2 separate regions of the Homo sapiens genome follow, and region 2 is linked to region 1. A link is a loop called in an ENCODE intact Hi-C map of the cell type or tissue named here. Cell type or tissue: endothelial cell of umbilical vein. All regions are shown on one strand. Links, peaks and the distances in the headings refer to the core of each region. The heading gives the core; the rest is flanking DNA. Region 1 has its middle 290 kb from the start of TET2. Region 2 has its middle 27 kb from the start of LINC02503.

What was found. Peaks named below come from ENCODE experiments on the same cell type or tissue, not always from the same donor. Only the 100,000 strongest peaks of a DNase experiment are listed, where the experiment ranks them.
Region 2: it touches region 1 in a loop (6-fold over the local background); 2 of 110 quality-filtered maps call a loop at or near these places.

What each region holds. Positions count from the first base shown.
Region 1 is chr4:104,859,510-104,862,439 of GRCh38, reverse strand. No RefSeq gene overlaps it. Among named protein-coding and RNA genes, the nearest start is that of TET2, 290 kb to the left of the region's middle. In endothelial cell of umbilical vein, for the core only: a CTCF peak has its summit at 1,711 (motif pointing right); a DNase peak (open chromatin) is centred at 1,719.
Region 2 is chr4:103,932,703-103,935,632 of GRCh38, reverse strand. No RefSeq gene overlaps it. Among named protein-coding and RNA genes, the nearest start is that of LINC02503, 27 kb to the left of the region's middle. In endothelial cell of umbilical vein, for the core only: a CTCF peak has its summit at 1,223 (motif pointing right); no DNase peak of the experiment used is centred there.

The DNA.
Region 1 (2,930 bases), core at 252-2,751:
AGATGCTATGAAAATTGTTGAAATAACAACAAAGGATTTAGAATATTACAGAAACTGAGTTGACAAAGTAGCTGCCTAGGTTAAGGGGACAGAATCCAGTTTTGAAAGAGGTATTATGTGGGTAAAATGCTATCAAATAGCGTCACATTCTACAGAGAAAACTCTTGTGACAGGAAGAGTCAATCTATGCAGCAAACTTCATTGTTGTCTTACTTGAAGAAATTGCTACAGCCACCCTAGCCTTCAGCAACCCCTACCCTGATCAGTCAGCAGGGATCAGCACTGAGGCAATACCCTCCACAGGCAGAACAGTTAAGAGTCACTGAAGGCTAAGATGATTGTTAGCATTTTTAGCAACAAAATATTTTTAAATTAAGATATTTACATGGTTTCTTTAGACATAATGCTATTGAACATTTAATAGACTACCATATAGTGTAAACATAACTTTTATGTGTGCAGGGAAACAAAAAAATTATGTGACTCGCTTTATTGTGATATTTCCTTTATTGCAGCTTTCTGGAACAGAACCCACAAGATCTCTGAGGCATGCCTGTCCTTAATTTACCCTAATCATGGAGGTGCTTTTTATTTGTTTTAAAAGAAAGGAACATCATATTAATATAACCACTGAACTCACATAAATACAATATGTTCTTCAAATTTCTCTACATGGAATAAGAATAGAGCTTGCAATTTTTTTTTTGTATTTAACTGATAGTGTTTATGGATAGCATTTAACTGATAGCATTTTCAGAACAATGGGTTGAGTTGAGGGGTGCTGTGGCAACCATTATATGGAGCCAGGCTACTGATCTGTACACAGAATGGCCTCCTAGTCTTGGCAAAGCTTTGAACCTCATGAGTGGGCCAGCTAATAGAACACGCCAAGAGACCATAGTCTAGCTGCTGCTGGAGAGCTTATATTGACTGCTGACGTTGATAATTATTCTGTTAACTTATATCGAGAAATACTTCCTCTCTAAAACCCCTAACACAGAGCAAGAATTATAATATCTACATCATTTTAGTACATTCCACAAAATAACAAGTCATGTACTGTATGAGTTAACTGTTCCATGTCCTCTAAGCACTTAGGTGGAAACTTGGTGACCCCCAAATATACTGGAAAATATTTTTTTCCCTGAACTTTTCTGTAAGAATTCTTAGAAGGTAGAGTGTCTGATTAATATTCTAGCATAGCAATACAAGTTTAGAGCCCTTAGTTGTGTGGAAAATATCTTAGGAGAAAACTGTCACAGAGATTTAACCCTTGGGATAGTATTTAGAGTGGAAACAAAATAATTACCTAGAGTGTTAGAACATTTTCCTGATCTTAAGTTTCTTTGAAAATAATATATTTTGAGGTCAGTAAGTCAGAGACTTCTAAGAAATAATCGAGAGGACCCAAGTTTGATGCTCACTGGCTGTTGCTTACAATTTTAAACAAGATAGTGATTAAGCTCTGTACAAAAAAATATAAAGCTATATCATTAGAAGAAGCTTTGTCTTGGGTTCGTGAAATGTTTTGAAATAATGTTTGCAATGAGTAAACTAGTTTCATATTGGCATTGTGATATAAAGCCTTCTTTAAAACAAATAAGCAAACAAACAAACACATACCCCTTAGGCTTGATACGTGTAAATGGTAGTTTAGAAGATGCCTTCCTTTTAAATCCTATTTGGCCAGAGAAAAAGGCTGCAGTTCTACACATTTCCAGCAGGGGTCAATATGCTTTCATCATTACTGAATGCTCAGTGAGCAAGCAGCAGAAGTGTTGATCCTAATTGGAGCAGACACAAGGATCTTCTATAATCCTCTGACATCCTTTTCAAATAATAATTCTTAGGTGGGTGGTGGGCTGGTGGCTGCAATGCCAGTGCAGGCTTCTCTACAATGAAGCCTAACCATTGTCAATTATTTTTGATGTATGCTAGCTTAACTTAAGTCTCTTCTTCCTGGCTTTTCCAACCCACAGAAGGGTATTCTTCCTCCTAATTATTGTCACAGTACCTAGGATGGTCAGAACAAGTGTGTTATTTTGGCTTGATGTGCTCTCCAAAACCCATTCCTTTCCTTTCCTGCCTCTCTGTGCTCTTCCTACAAAGTACGAAGAGCAAGCATATACTTTCAGTCAAATATCTGAGGAGTATTTTACTTATAACCTTAATTGCCATAGTCATTGGACTTTAACTCATTAAATGCCAGCATTTGGAGGCAACTGGAGATATGATAATGAGTATATATGATTATAGTTGCATATATATAGCTTCCAGTAGGTTAATAATTGGGACTAAATCCTCCTCCACCCACACACTTTCTAATAATTTGTTCAGGGGCTCTGCCAGCCAGTGATATTCAGGGAACAAATTGTCATCCTTTATGTGCATTTTAAAGACTGGCGTTTGCTGGAGACTCACACTGTCGTGCAGAAGCTTGAGTTCTCTGAGTCAAAAAAAAAAAAAACAAAAAAAAAAACAATGTATGTCCTGCCCCACATTCGTAAGCTCATATTTTACTCTCCTTGGCCCTGACTACAGCCCTTTCTGCTGAGCGGGGAAGCGAATGTCTCTGTGTAGAGACATTTTCAGAAATCCGATTCTGGAGAGCTGAGGAGTGTTGCGGCAGGAATGTATTACCAGGACACTTAGAAGGTGGTTAACTGCTTGAGTGCTGCTGCCTGCACTAGAGAGAGAAGGGAGGGACCGCAGTTGTAATATAGCTCCAGCTCCACTCAGCTTAGCCAAAGTGGGGTTTTAAAGCGGTGCCCTCATATATCTCTGTAGGTAGTCGGGGGTGGGGGTGTCATTTGCAAGGTAAAACATAGGTAAAAAGTAAGGACAGAGTTAGCACGGCAAAAGCAGCAGTTATTTATCTTGAACTAGGTTCACAGGGATTGAGATAATTTTCCACTTATATAGAGCTTGAG
Region 2 (2,930 bases), core at 145-2,644, 930 kb after region 1:
TGTGCACACTTTCTCTCTCTCTTTCACTCTTTCTCTTCCTCTTTCTTCTCATTCTCTCTTTAGAATTTTCTTAAAACTTGATCTATTGTGTGTTATAATATAACTATATTTGGGGTAACTTACATATTTCAAGCCTCTAATAGTAAAGAAAATATTAATGTTGAGTAAGACTGGATCATCACACTGTTTGTGATGACAGTTTTGTATATGCCTGGAGGTTGTTTAATGGTAGAACTAGAAAAACACTCCTGCCCAAGGCTACCTGCTAGTGGGAGTCTCCATCACAGGTGGAGCAAGCTCTATGTTTTCTTAAGAGCTGGTTCCACCACCAGGAAACCTAGACTCTTAAATAGGCTCAAGCTCACTTTTGAACCGCACAAAGATCTCACATCTTTGCAAAGGGAAAAGGAACATGTTCTGCCTTTTTCCTCACTGTAGCTGAAGTCGCAGAAAAATTGGGACTCATTTTTCTTCCCTGGATGTCAAATGGTGAGATTTCTTTAGTTAACTTAGTTTCAAAATTTATAATTGACACACAATTGTATGTATTTATGGAGTAAATTGTGAACTTTCAATGCATGTATAAATAGTACAATGATCAAACTGGGGTAATTATCATACCCATCACTTTAAAGATTTACCAATGCTTTGTGGTGACAATATTCAAAATCTCTTCTAGCTGTCTTAAAATATACACTACATTATTATTTGCTGTAGTCACCCTGTTGTGTTATAAAACACCAAAACTTATTATTTCTGTTTAACTGTAACTTTGCACCCAATGACCAACCTCTCCTGGTACTCCCTGCCTATCTCCACTAACCTCCTTAGCCTCTGGCTGGTGAACAAAAGAGAAAAGAAGTATATTTATTTTTGTCTTTACATTTATATTGGAAAGTAGAATAATTAAATTATATAAATCTCCTTAATACGGCAAATTAAGTATTTTAGAATAAAAAATATATTTGATATTGAAATAATTGATAATTAGTCAAAGTTCTTAATTATGGTTTCTGCTATGTATCATTCTTCATTTTCAATATTTTCTCCAGATATCATAGAAGTAAAATGAAATATGAAGAATAGTTAGACATACATGCATACACATAAGGAAATACATATATATTATGTCTACATAGAGTTTCTACCTAAGAAAAAATTAAAACAAATTGTGGTGTGCGAAGTGAGATCTAGTGTTATCAAATGTTCACACTATTTGCAATGCTAAACTGAAGGTCTGCCACTAGAGGGCAGTGTTTGACTAATAATTAAAAGTTATAACTAATGCCTTATAGACAAAATAGATACTTGACCAACAGTTCACATAAAATTATCCTATCAGTAAATAACAACTTCACCTCTGATCTTACTTAATTTTCCATTTGCCTTTGTGGTTTTGTTTGATGCCTATAACTTTTAGTGATCCAAAGATCTGCTTCCCATGAAATCCCTATGAGATCATTATTTTGTTTAGGTAGCCTTAGAAGCCTTCTTTTCTCTAAATCGGCTGCATTCTCTGACTTGATACTCCTTGACCTGGCATTCACTTATGTTTAATCAAGAAATAATGCCTCAAGTCATCACTATTAGCTCTATACTTAGAGGTTTTCAGATAGATCAATAGAGAGATGATAGAGATAGATATAGAGATGATAGAGATAGAGATGATAGAAATATAAATGGGATATAGTCTCTCTTCTTAAGAGCTTAAATGACAGTGTGCCTGTTACTGACCACTAACCACTTAGGACCTCCTGTGTTGTTCTACAAATCCTGCCCCAGTCTTACTATATTGTCTATTTCTCTCACATTCAGCCTATTATTTCCTAAGTTTATACTTTATTTATTGCTGGGAAATTGGTGTGCTTACATATGATTTTAATAATACAAGCCGAACTGGAAATAATGTAACAGCTGATCTTTTTTATTTTTATATTTTATTTTATTTTATTTTGAGACGGAGTCTCGCTCTGTCGCCCAGGCTGGAGTGCAGTGGCGCGATCTTGGCTCACTGCAAGCTCCGCCTCCCAGGTTCACACCATTCTCCTGCCTCAGCCTCCCCAGTAGCTGGGACTACAGTCGCCCGCCACCACACCCGGCTAATTTTTTGTATTTTTAGTAGAGACGGGGTTTCAGCGTGTTAGCCATGATGGTCTCGATCTCCTGACCTCGTGATCCCCGCCTCCGCCTCCCAAAGTGCTGCGATTACAGGCGTGAGCCACCGCGCCCGGGGCTGATCTTTTTTTAAATGCACTTTTAAATTAGAATTTATTCCTGGAGACGGTTAATGATAATATCTGTTTAATATTTGCTTTTAAATTTTATTTGTCCATTTCTCATTAGCTAATATTTATGAATATTTCCCATATGGCTAGCACTGTAAGTGTAGGTTAATTCTAATTTTAAACCTATGACATAGATGCTGCAATTATTTCCAATTTAGAGCTGAAATTGAGGCTGAGGATATTCTTAATCATTTACCCTTATGAAACATGAAGATCTAGGCTGTGGTATATTTGAGATCAACATGCAAGTGGCATATGGTGTAAGTGGCAGAACTTGTTTTCTTGATGCTAGAGTTGGTAATACCTCCTCTCAGGTTTTCTATAGGCAGCAATTTTTAAGTAACCTGATTGGGCACACAGTTTTAAATGATCTAATTTAAAGCCCTTGGTGACTCCTGAACTATTGGGTAGATGTTATTAAGTTTATTATTAAAGTCCTATCTGTATATTTTTATGCTCACAAGATCAATTAATCTGTTATATTAATGAATTATATAATAAACTCATTGCTAGGATCTGAGAGTACAAAAATTGACAATATTGACTCCTCAAAGAGTTTTAATGATACATGGAAACAGTATATAGAGGTTTTAAAAATAATCTTAACTAGCGATAAAATGGGATAAGTCACACATATCAAATATT